2 separate regions of the Homo sapiens genome follow, and region 2 is linked to region 1. Evidence: chromatin contacts called from ENCODE Hi-C or POLR2A ChIA-PET data. All regions are on one chromosome and are shown on one strand. Each heading gives the region's core, a stretch centred on a gene start or an enhancer-like site at or near the end of the contact. The rest is flanking DNA. Distances are from core to core; before and after follow the strand shown. Region 1 overlaps CORO2B (coronin 2B). Region 2 overlaps CORO2B (coronin 2B).

Region 1 (6,526 bases), core at 3,454-5,953:
GAGATTCGACGGTTGAAAGAGGAGCTGGCCCAGAAGGACATCCGCATTCGGCAGCTCCAGCTGGAACTGAAAAACTTGCGCAACAGCCCCAAGAACTGTTAGCTCCCCAGCTGGGCTGTTTTCTAAGCCGATCTCTCCGTCGTTTCTACTCATCCCTTAACTTCTCCCTTACCAGTGACCCCAGAGACAGAGCCAGGACAGGAGTGGGGGCCAGCCTGAGGACCCCCGCCTACCACCTCGAGAACTGGAAGCCAACCTCTAACCTCCTGACCTCATGCTAATAAAAGTCCCCAGCTTCTGGAGACCCCCTGCCGGCAGCCCCTTTCCCTGCCACCCCAGGAGCCAGGCTTCCCCTCAGCTGGGTGAAGACTACAGACTCCCTGGGGTTGGCAGGGGCTCCATCTCAGTGGACCAGGAAGCAAGAGGGGAAGCGGGATCCCAGCTAGACTTAGAACTTGGACTTTTCCCCTGTGAAGGGGGCTGCCAGGACATCTCAGCACTCCCGCCTGGAGCTCTCAGCATCACTGAAGGTACCACAGTGTAAGTGCTGGACTGCAGGCTGCAGTGATCCCTCTTTCGTCCCACCCCCTCTTCCCTCAGCAGCCCCGGAAGCCTGCCTCACCCGACGAGGACAGCGAGCGGCCCGGCTCCTTTCTGTCTCTTCCCTTCCCACCCTCTTGTCTTCAGGGAATTCAGAGGATTGCTCTCCAAGGCCATAATGACCCCTTGCCTTCCCCATGATTCTCTACAAAGCTCTTGCACACCCTTTTCCCATTCAATTTGTGAGCCAGGCAGGGTAGGGATTAGTGTCCCCCTTTGACAAATGACAGAACTGAGGGTTGCAATGGGGAAATGACTTATAAAGTCACCCAGCAGGTCAACAATGGGCCCACGACCAAGACCCTGGGTGTTCAGACCCCAAGGCCAGGGCCTTTCCCGCTGCATCAAGATGCCAATCCCTTTGTGGGCTTCACCAGTGCCCAAGTCTCTATGGAGAATGAGAACTGGAAGCCACTGCTACCGTCTACCCAGCACCAGTAGTGCCGATGTGCCACACTGCCCAGTTGAGGCCCCTCACGCTCTGTGCCCCTAGATCCTTCAGGTCCCCACCCTCAGCTGTCACCACCACCCTCCCCAGGGGACTCCATCTGAGATGAGGCCTCGTCCTCCTGGAAGCTGAGGCTGAGAAGGGTGGAGCTTGGCCCTGGGGAAGGCAGACCAGGGTCTGATGGCTTCTAGGGATGCTCTGCGTGTGTCTCAGCACCGCTATCTCAGCCACTTTCAGCCTTATGCACGTAGAATGACCACAGCCACTCGCATCCGTATAGCACTTTAAAGTTTCTGCAGTCCTTTGACACATAGGATCTCATGGAGCCTCACGTCTACTCCCTTCTGCAGATGAGGAAACCGAGAGAAGTGGCCCAAGGTCACGCAACTCTGAGATGCCACATTTCATTTGATCTTGTACACATTTTCTTTTATTCCTTCTTTTTTCCTCCTTTCATTTCCCACTACGCACAAAGAGTTTATAAACACTGTTCTCAGAAGAGTCACAGTTTGGGGTGAGATCTGGAAATCAAGAAATGGGTGTCCACTCTTTTCTTTCATTAGCTAGGATCTACTAGATGCATTATACTCCATACCTGCTTTTCCCATGGCCGCCCTACGGAAAATCCCATCCACAGAGGCCAGGGCTACCCAAGCCCCTCCAGGTGAGCTGGGCCTTTCCTTTATGAACCTCCATCCTCCCAGCCAGCTACAGTAGGGCCTCCTCACCCCGTACCCCACAGCTAGACAGTGTCAGCACTCATCTCCTCCTCCCACATTTCTGGAGCTTTTTTTTTTCCTTCCCCATTGACCTTTGTGGTCTTCTGTGATTATTTATGCTGCCTCCCAAGGATAGAATTGAAATAAAATGTTTTCAACTTATCAAACCTGGGCATAGCCATCTCATTTAACCCCAGTGGTTCCTGTTCTTGGTCACCATGGTACCTTGATGGTCAGCTCCCCACCCACAGCTCCTTTGCCTTTCTGGAATGACAACCCACGTCTGTACCTACAGATATAATTTCACACCTTCATTTATCTCAGCACTATTGACATTTGGGGCGAATAATTCTTTGCTGTGGGGGCTGCCCTGTACATTGTAAGATATTTAGCAGTATCCCTGGCTCCACCAATCAGATGCCATAGCAACCCTCATCCAATTGGGACAACCAAAAATGTCCCCAGATATTGCCCAATGTCCCCTGGGGTGTCAGAATCACCTCCCGGTTAAGAACCACTGTTCTACCGCTATTCAATAGATGCTGCCCCGTGTTGGGGTCTGGGTGAGACCAACGCTCTACATTGGAACGGTGCCTTGAAGTTTATCAGGCAGGATTCCACACACTTGACTCATTTGATCTTCATAGCAGCTCTAATTGGTAGGTCCGATTATTCCTGTTTTCAAGAAAAGCAGTCAGGCCCAGAGTGGTGACATGTTCAAGGTCACTCAGCCAGTGTAGTGGGGGAAATACACAGGGACTGGGTCTTATGAGCCAGAGCCAGAGAAGGTCTGTGTTCCCAGTCCCCAGCCAGACTCAGAGCTGGGCAGAGTCTGTTCTGGGAGCGTGGCCGGGGCCCATTCTGAGACCAGGGATGCTAGATATCCTCAGTCTCTCAGTAGTCCAAGGTTGTCTTAAATAAGAGTTGTCAGGCTGCAAAGTGAACAGGCACCCGGCAGTGTGTACACCACAGGAAACTCAGAAGAGCCAGAAGAAAGCAGTGTGGGCCTTAGAAAAGGGGTGAGGAGGAAAGGATAAAGGGCTGCAGAGGAACAGCGGGCAGGACACCGGGAAGGCGTGGTCCAGGCCTGGCCCTACCCTCGACTAGTTGTGCAACATTGAGTAAGGCTTTTTTTCTCCCTGGGCCCCATTTTCTCCATCTATAAAATGAGGGGATGGGACAATTTCTAGGGTCCCTTCCTGGTGTGTCATCCTAGGTTTCGTTACACTAGCAGTTGAGAGGATGGGACAAATCCCCAAGACCACCCATTGTCTAGCACGAGTGATTAAAAAAAAGAAGAAATTTATTGGGAAAAAGGAAGCAAAGAATGACTTCCTACAGGACTTGGGTGCAGAAAATCACTTTTGCTGAGTCTCAGGGAACAGGTGAATGGATAAGGTTATCTGTCTCATATGTACTTCTGTCCCACCTAATCTCCAATTCTGAGCCCAACGGGGCGGCTGTTTATCATTACTTATTATGGTACACTGTCTAAGGTCGGGCTCGAACTTGCTTTCTGTCTCCCCACTAGCCCATTTTCCCAACTGCATTTGTTGAATAACTCATCAATTCCCCATTGGCTGGCTGTGTATCCTTAATTTCTTCATATGTTATATATTCCATGACTAGTCTGTTACGCTGGCCCCTCTGCCCATTACACACTGCGAATTACACTGCCTAGCCCAACACATTGCTTTAATTATCATAATGATGTAGGAGAGTGCCATTCATGGCTCTTTGAACCTGTCCCCACTGCCATGCTCCCTACCAGGTGTCTGCTCCCTTCTTTTCTCCAAGTAAGGATACCTTAAGCTAAACTTCAGACCCTTCTCTTCTACGGAGATGTCCCTAATGCCTTTACCATCAGCAAGAGTATCCTCCTGCACGTGCCTACAACTCTTTATCCTACCCCTGACACCTAATCGAATTTTCAACTCAGTTTAACACATACCAAGTAGCTGCATCTATTTAGGACCAGGTGCTGGGAACCATGACATGAGAAAGAACAAGCCCTGCTCTTGAGGGGCTCCAGCCAGTGGTCTATGTATAGGCATCATATCATCCAGCAGGACCTGGAGCCCTTGGAGGCTGGGATGAGCTTTATCCTAGGCTGGGTTCAGTGTGGAGTGGGCAGTTTGTTCTGGGATTGGACGACTCCTGGGTTGTCTTCCAGCCAGCCTCCTGAGATCCCAAGATGGGCTTGGGCATTTTTAGACTCTCTCCTGGTGCTGGGCAAACATCCCAGACTGCCAGTGGACCGTGCAGAACGTGGCTGCTTCTTCACTGTGGGAAATGACTTCATGTTGAAAACACCCCCACCTCCCGGCCCCCGCCCCCCCAGCCTTCCTGCTTGGAAGGGCTGCCGTGATGGGGGCTGCCTGGAGCAGAGGCACTTACCTCGGCCACAGGAAACATTACCAGATCCTTCTCCTCCCCCTGGTCAGCCTGCACAGGGACTGTAGGGCTATGGTGCAGGGAGGGGAAGAGGCCTGCCTGGAATGTTGGCAGAGGCTCCTCATTCTCTGTGTATGTGTGTTTCCTATTTGGGAACAACCTGCAGCCTGTCTTTCCTTGGAATTTTAATTCAGTAACAAGCACAAATGGGTCAGCCTTACTCAGAGAAAGGTGAGTGTCTAGAGATCGGGTGAGAGTAGTTCTAGCAAGCTCCTGTCCCAGAGCCCCTCCCTTGCATCTGGCTTGTCACACTGCCCAGAATCCCCCCATTAGCACATAGTTTCTTTGGGTTAAGCATTGCCCTTGCCAGAACCATCTCCATGTGCAAATCCCCCTGGGATTGGGATGCTGGTATGAATCGGGAGAATGGATCCAGCGAAGGGGACACGGGAACAATGAAAGACGGTGGGCCTCGAATGAGAGGAGGGAGGTAGGGACACTGAGCAAGGTCACAGTGATGACAGCAAGATTCAAAGACCAGGAGTTTGTAGAAACTTGAATCCAGCCAGCAGGTGGCAGATTCTGGCCTTCCTATCAAGCCCATTTTTTCTAAACTGGGTCCCTTTTGCACCTCCCACTCACTCCAGAATTAATGATCCAACCATAGGCACTGAGGCCTCATGGCAAAGCAGGCGCACACAACAGCCAGGAATCAAAGCACCCCAGGTGGAGAAGGGAGGCTTGAAGGAGGGCAGCCCAGGGACCAACTGTTTCCAAGGCACAGCCAGAGGAGGGCACGCACCTCACCTTCCTCCCTACGGGGCTGTGGAGACCCTGCCTAGTCTTCCTTGAAGCACAGGAAAGAGGCTTGGTCTGGTTGTTCTCACCCCACCCAGGCAGCCTCTGACCTGCTCTGTGATCTTGAGCAGTTTCCCTACAGGAATAGTGACAGGGATGGGGCCCTTTCTGCCTGGAGAGTCTGCGTTTAATGAGGCTTGGGCTGAGGGGGTGGTAGAAGGAAGAGCTGGAAAGTGAAGGGGGGCAAAAAACTAGGGGTGGAGGGACCAGGTGTCCAGGCCAGACATCTGCACTCGGCCAAGTCCGGCCCAGCCCAGCCTGGGGCTCGCTGCTGCAGCCCACGCAGCCTCCAGGAAGCTCCTGATGAGACAAACAGGACCAGTCGTCCAGGGTCTCTGCTTCCCAAGCACGGGAGCAGCCCAGGACACAGAGGAAGAGGCCAAGGCCAGACCCGGGAAGCCCTGAATTTTTGCCCTGGAAGGCTGGACTCCACCCCAGGCCATGAGGAGCTAAGGAAGGGCTTGAATCAGGAGTGGACACCTCCCTCTGGCTACTTCAAGGGAAGGGATTGGAGGGCAACACAAGCCGGGAAACGGTGGGGGCTGGTGGGTTGTCCAGGTAGGAGATAGGAGTGGCCCAGCCTGGGGCAGTAGTTATGGCAGAATTAAGAGAGCTTGCTGAGATAAGGAACTGACCTTGATCCCAGGGGTGGGTGGGAGGAGGGGATAGGGAGGCAACAGGGAAGAGGGAGGAAGAGGCAGGTTAGGAGAACTCAGAAATGGAACCAGAGCTGGGACAGGGATGACCCACCCCCTGCTGTCTAATGGGGCACTCCCCAAAGATAGGGATCGTGTTCTCTAATCCCCTTGTAAACCAACAACAGCAGTGCTGGCCACACCTTTCTTAACGAATGTTCCTTTGGCTACCTGAGAGAGGAAGGGCTGGTCTTAGAAAGCATGTTGGATGCCGGGGCGAGGTGGCTCATGCCTATGATCCCAGTAATCCCAGCACTTTGGGAAGCCAAGGTGGGAGGATTGCTTGAGGCCAGGAGTTCCAGACCAGCCCGGTCAACATAGTGAGACCTCATCTCTATTGGAAGAAAGGAAGGAGAGAGGAAGAAAGAAAAGAGAAAGCTTGTTGGGCTTTTTTAATCACTGAAAGACCTGGCAGGCCCTAGAACTTCTTAGCAGTGTGATTCAAGTGATTCTAAATCCCCCACCCACCAGCCGTCTCCCATTCTAACTTATCCCCCACCGGCCTGAAATTCACATAGCTCTCTGAAAGTCATTTATAATAATGAAATAATGAAAACAGCTTATTTTTCTTTGCCTACTGGAATTTTGAGACAGTTTTCATTCAAAATTATTTTATCAAATATTTATCAAATGCCTTTTCTGCATCGGGTATTGTCCTAGGTGCTAGAATAAGATGTAGTTCTTGGTCTCAGAGAGGTTCCAGTCTGGTTTATAATTAAAATTCATATTCAATGCAGAGAGAAATGTCTGGAAGGACTGAGATAATTAGCAGTGATTATCTTCAGGGTAACAGGATAAGAGAAGAAGGTATT
Region 2 (6,252 bases), core at 1,106-3,605, 61 kb before region 1:
ATTGCCAGAAACCTGCCGCATGCCCTTGGGTGAGATTTGGCTCTGGGCTCCTTCCTGGGCAGTGAGAGGATCTGTGGCTCAGCTGCAGCACAGGTGAGGAGCAAAGAAGACCCTCGACAAACAGGCCCTAGGCTTCCCTCTCCCCAGGCTCCCCGCTCCTGATCTCCCTTCACTCTCATGCTCCCCCACCCCTACTCTAAAAACCCCTAAGGCCTCCCTTTCTGGATGAAGTCCTGCCCCACCCTGGCTCCATGGCTTGGCCCACTCTGCCCCTTCCTGACTCACCTGCCCTCACCAGACCTTGAGCCAGCCCCGGTCTCTTCTACCTGCCTGCCCTTCTTCATGCTCCTCTCTGCACAGCTCAGGGCACCGCCTCCAGGAAGCCACCTGGAGCCATCCTGCTTCTTCCTCTGCTTTGCCAACAGACTCTCCGCTTCCTGCCATGTCCTTGCCATGTTTGAGGCAGGGGTATCGTGGTCTGTTTTCACACCTGTTCCTGCTTCTAGGCGATGGGCTCCTTGAGGCTGGGAAACACACCCATTCGTTTTTCCATTCCCAACAGCCAGAGTTCAGCCCAAATACTGGACAGGGATCTTTTCGGACAGAGAAATCTTTTGAGGCCCAGGGTGCAGATGAGTCTTGGCCAAAGCCCCACATCTGCCTGATGGCAAAGCTTTGGATTTAAAACCCTGCGTGAGGAGTGGGACGGGTGAGGCCCTGTGGATAAGCCAGGTTTGCACTGGGCCTCTCTATTCACTACCTCCCCCTTCTCAGCCTCAGTTTCCCCATCTGTGAGATGGGAGAGTGCACTGAAGATGGGCGGGGGGATGTGGAGGAATGCTGAAAGAGCTAGTTCTATGTTTTAGTGGAGGGAGTTGCTGGAAAGGAAAGAGACTTCAGACCAGTTACTTCCATCTCTGGAAATAGAATATGGGGCAGTGAAGACCATGGGCTTCGGGACCTGTAGTCCTGACCCAGCCATTTGCTAGATGAGTTATTACTCCCGAAAGCCTTGGATTTCTTATTTGTAAACGAGAGATAATAAATCCCACCTGGCAGGGTTGTCATGATGACAGTAATCACCCACACCTGTTGAACACGTACAACGGGCCAGGGACTGTTCTAAGCTCTTGAGACGCCTGGTGCCACTGAATACTCAGCAACCTTGCAGATGAGGAAACAGGTATAGCTTATACAAAGTCGCACAGCTGGGAAGTGCTGGAACTGGAATAAAATAGAGTGATGCTGGCTAAGAGTTTAGCACCATGCCTGACACACAGTGAGCCTCGGTCAGCGAGAGGGCCTAGGTCATCTGCCCCACAACGTGTTCACACTTGCAACCTGCAGGCATGGCCCAGGGCTGGGGAGGGGGGCGCTACAGGGGATCCAAGAACCTTCTGGATCATGCAGACAACACAGACAAGGTCCCTGTTCTCAGGAGTTGTGTGAGCCAGTCAGGAGACAAACAATGAACAAGGGCGCAAACAGTCGTTAAGATTACATCAGACAGTGATGGGTGCTGTGAAGAAATCCAACACAGTGATGCCGTAGAGACTTGTGATGGATATGTTAGGTAAGACAGTCCGAAGGACCTCTCTGCAAACTTGAATGGGATGGAGCCGGTCAAGTAAAGAGCATGCGGAAGAGTAGTGCCCTAGAAAGAGAGAATAGCATGTGCTGAGGCCCAGGGCGGGGAGCCCCAGGGTGGGAAGCCAATGGTAGTCAGGGGCTGGGCTACCCAGAACCTTGGAGACCACGCCAGTTTGGATTTTCTTCTAGGTGATGTGGGAAGCCATTGGAGGGTTTCAAGCTCAAGGTTAGCTCTCACTTGAGCTAAACAAAGAAATATGGTAACAACACACCCCATAGAAAGCCAAAGACAGGCCGAGCATGGTGGCTCACGCCTGTAATCCCAGCACTTTGGGAGGCCGAGGTGGGTAGATCACCTGAGGTCAGGAGTTCGAGACTAGCCTGACCAACGTGCAGAAACCCCATCTCTACTAAAAATACAAAATTAGCTGGGCGTGGTGGCATGTGCCTGTAATCCCAACTACTCGGGAGGCTGAAGCAGCAGAATTGCTTGAACCTGGGAGGCAGAGGTTGCGGTGAGCCAAGACCACACCACTGCACTCCTCCATCAGAAAGAAAGAGAGAAAGAGAGAGAGAGAGAGAGAAAGAAGGAAGGAAGGAAGGAAGGAGGGAAGGAAGGAAAGAGAAAGAAAGGAAAGAAGAAAGAAAAAGAAAAGAAAGAAAGAAAAGAAAAGAAAGAAAGGAAGCAAGCAAGCAAGCAAGCAAGCCGGAGACAGGACTCGGCCTTGAGAAGCAGGGAGCCCTGTTCACGCCCAGACCATGGCCTGTTCACTGTGCTGAGGTGAAGGCGACTTGGAGCCTTTATCTCTCAGGACACAACTGGGTGTGTGAAATCCACACGGGCATCTTGGCACCTCTGCAGTTGGGCAGATTCCCTAAAGGGAACAGGGAATCTTGCTGGCCAGGGCCAAGGTGGGAAGTGGCTGTGAAGAGTGTGGTCAGTTTTCCAGCCTGGTGGGTGGGATGTGTTCTCTGACTGAAATTGCAGTATGCTTTGCGTGAATGCATGAGTGGGCCAGGGCTAGGACAGCCAAGAAGAGCAATCTATTCCCGGGACTGACCTTGACTTTTGGCCTCACTTTCGTTGAGCTCAATGGGCAATGCTGGCTCTGAGTTAGCTGTGAGTTTCAGGAAAAAAAAATTCAACTTTCTAAAAATATCAATCCAATGGTGGGTTTTGGGCTCAACAAAGAAACCCCTGACAGTTTCCTGTTAATAAAATAAATATATTTTTCTTGGAGAAATAAACCAAATAAGAAAAAATAAATAAGGCTGGGTGTGGTGGCTCATGCCTATAATCCCAGCACTTCAGGAGGCCAAGGTGGGTGGATCACTTGAGGTCAGGACTTCGAGACCAGCCTGGCCAACATGGTGAAACCCTATCTCTACTAAAAATACAAAAATTAGCCAGGCATGATGGCGCATGCCTGTAATCCCAGCTACTCAGGAGGCTGAGGCAAGAGAATTGCTTGAACCTAGGAGACAGAGGTTGCAGTGAGCCAAGATCATGCCACTGCACTCTAGCCTGGGTGACAGAGCAAGACTCTGTCTCAGAAAAAAAAAAGGGGGGGAAAAATAAAGAAAAATTTAAAAATTTTTGAAAAATTATGTATAGATAACCAACTAGTAGAGGTCTGGATCAGAATCAAGATGGCAAAGCAGAAGTACTTAGTGGTTTGTTTTGTTTTGAGACAGGATCTGGCTTTGTTGCCCAGGCTGGAGTGCAGTGGCGTGATATTAGCTCACTGCAACCTCCACCCGCTGGGTTTAAGCTATCCTACCACCTCAGCCTCCCAAGTAGCTGGGACTTCAGGTGTGCACCACTAAGCCTGGTTAATTTTTTAATTTTTTTTGGTAGAGACAGGGTTTCACTGTGTTGTCTAGGCTGATCTCTTGAAATCCTGGGCTCAAGTGATCCTCCTGCCTCAGCCTCTCAAAGTGCTGGGATTACAGGCATGAGCCATCGCGCCCAGCCAGCAAAAATATTTAGAATCATTAGTTTCCGTAGATGGATCAGAAGTGAAAAGGGGCAATGAATGTGATAAGGAACTAATACACAGAATTAATATCTCTGATATACAAAGAGCTCTTATAAATTATTAAGAAAAAGATAAACACCAATACACCATTAGGAAATAATTGAGGACCTCATAGAATCAGAAGATTCACAAGCAAATAAATGCAAATATCTGCTAAGCAAATGAAGATATAAGCAACCTTACAAAGCATCAAAGACTTGCAAAGGAAAACAATGAGATATTTTTCATCTGAAAATAAGCAGATAAAAATATTATAATATTGGGTGCTGTCAGGGTTATAGGGAAATGGCCATTCTCTTGAGTTGCTGACAGGAGTGTAAATTAGTACAACCATTGTGAAAGGCATCTTAAAATTCATAACAAAAGCATTTTTTTAAAGTGCAGATCTATTACCTAGCATTTTCACTTACAATAATTTATCTTTTTAAAAATTCATGTGTGGAAGAATTCAGCTACTATGTTTGCCTCAGCCTTTTTAGAGTATTGGAAATTATAAAGCACTTATGGATCCAAAAGTAGGGAATTGCATAAGGTATTGTAGTACAGCCACACTGAGGAATACAACGCAGCCGTGAAAATCATGCTGTTCAAGAATGTTCAATGGCACAGGAAAAGGAACCACAACCACTCTCTCCAGCTGGGCATAAAATGGAGCTGATACTCACCACGACATAATAGGAATTATTCTTCCTCTGTATTTCCCAATTTTTCTGTTGTTGTTTTTTTTTCCTACTTTCTTAAAAAGTGAAGAGGAATCTTCTGGAATGTCAGGGACTGTGCCCACAGTTTGAGACCCAGGAAAATTGGCTCAACATCCCTGTTGGCTGTAGACCCACATATGAGCCAAAGCCTCACCCACATGGCTTACCTGCCTCAGTTTCCCATATCAAAATCTGAGATGATAATGCCTGTTCTGCCTCCCTCACAACAAATAGAAAATATAGCTGTGTTAATGTTCTGTTGTTGCATAACAAATTACCCCAAAATGTGGCTGGGTAGTTCTGGTTCAGGGTCTCATTTGGTTGCGTTAAAGCTGTCGGCCAGGGCTGCAGTCATCTGAAGGCTCGACTGGGGAATATACACTTCCAAGCTCATTCTTGCAGCTATTGGCAGGAGGCCTCACTTCCTTGCAGGCTGTTGGCCAGAGACCTCAGTCCCTCACACCTGGTCTCTCCATAGGCTAAGTGTTCTCACTCATGGCAGCTGGCCTCCTCTGAGTGGTGATCCAGGTGAGAGCAAGAGAGCCCAGGCAGAAACTGGAATCTTGTGTAACCCTGGCCACATTCTATTAGTAACACAGACCAACCCTGGTGCAATATGGGAGGGGACTACACAAGGCATGTATACTAGGAGGTGAGATTACAGGAGACCATCCCAGGGTTAAAGTGCTTAACAGGGAAAGGTGTGTTCTAAGGGGCAGTCAGGGGCTATCCATAAGCTCCCAAAGTTCTGACTGTGCCCAGCTTTTTTGGAAGCCCTTGAGAGCATGATGGGGCCCACAGGAATAGTGAACCGGGGTGAAAAGATCCCACTCCACTTGTTCGCTGAGTGCAGCATGGGGAAGATTTATATCTAAAGTAACAGCAACTATCCCTGAGCAACTTGGTAATCGGGAGGTGTGTGTGTGTGTGTGTGTGTGTGTACTTTTTTGGTGTTTTTCAAGTCATCTTCTTTGAGTATGCATAATTTTCTGGTTTTTAAAAATTTTTTGAGACAGAATCTCACTCTGTCGCCCAGGCTGGGGTGCAGTGGTACAATCATAGCTCACTGCAGCCTCAGTCTCCTGGAATCAAGTGATCCTCCCACCTCAGCCTCCCAAAGTGCTGGGATTACAGGCATGAGCCAAGTACATAGAATGTTTGTATAACAGCCGGGACATAGATGTGCACCACCATGCCTGGCTAATTTTTGTGTGTGTACAGATGGGGTCTCACTATGTTGCCCAGGCTGATCTTGAACTCCTGGACTCTAGCAATTCTCTTATCTCGGCCTTCCAAAGTGCTGGGATTACAGACGTGAGCCAAGTATAATACACATCATTTTTGAAGTTAAAACAGAAATGTCTGAGGACAGTGAATTCATCTGACTCTCAAAAGAGACTGCAAGTGATACAGTGGCTCAGCTTTGGAAGTGAAGAAATGGTGCCTCTAGAACCAGGAAGAATCCTGTTCTGGGATGGAGTGGCCTAGGGAGAGGTGGAGAGGGAGGAGATACATCAGGCAGCAAACCAGGCCCCTTAGGTTATGAGGCAGGGACCTGCCACCCCATGAGCCTGCCCCTCCCCACCCCCACCAAGTGGCCAGGGACTGCAGGTGGGATGTGAGAGCCACATAATGTGAGCTCGGCGACCTTAGAGCAGCCCCTCACATCACAGTTTGGATCAGATGCGCCTAATGGGGGGTACCAGGGTGTGGGGTATGGGTTGAAGATGAGATCAGGTGCAGGTGGATGTGAGGACATAGCAGGCAGGAGAACCCACACCCCCAGGGAAAGGGTCTACAAACAAGTTGTAGCTTACAGGGGTGGTGAATGGGGGCCACTGTGAGTGCTGGAAACCTAAGCCGGTAGGTGGGTGGTGGAAGTGCAGAGTCTGCCCTCTTCTGCCCTTCAGCAGTAACTGAAA

Evidence for each region. Hi-C counts contacts between places; a loop is a spot of excess contacts on that map. ChIA-PET counts read pairs that join two places held with the same protein, here RNA polymerase II (POLR2A). Pooled maps may share reads with other maps.
Region 2: a map of GM23248 shows a loop between it and region 1 (2.9-fold over the local background). The contact joins two enhancer-like sites. A Hi-C loop is called at or near these places in 2 of 168 maps with a recorded cell type or tissue (GM23248 and ovary) and 3 of 50 pooled maps. POLR2A ChIA-PET finds 5 or more read pairs at or near these places in 3 of 52 experiments (H1, OCI-LY7 and T-cell).

Annotation. Positions count from the first base shown.
Region 1 is chr15:68,725,873-68,732,398 of GRCh38, forward strand. CORO2B (coronin 2B) reads left to right here. Exons shown (of 12, transcript NM_006091.5): 12 at 1-1,934. The coding sequence ends at 102. Among named protein-coding and RNA genes, the nearest start is that of MIR4312, 73 kb to the right of the region's middle. Within about 2 kb of position 4,704, at least 11 of the 41 ENCODE cell types and tissues checked have a DNase peak (open chromatin) inside an H3K27ac peak, as active enhancers do.
Region 2 is chr15:68,666,915-68,673,166 of GRCh38, forward strand. The region is part of intron 2 of CORO2B (coronin 2B); the gene reads left to right. Among named protein-coding and RNA genes, the nearest start is that of CORO2B, 91 kb to the left of the region's middle. RefSeq lists an enhancer at 2,424-2,923. Within about 2 kb of position 2,356, at least 2 of the 41 ENCODE cell types and tissues checked have a DNase peak (open chromatin) inside an H3K27ac peak, as active enhancers do.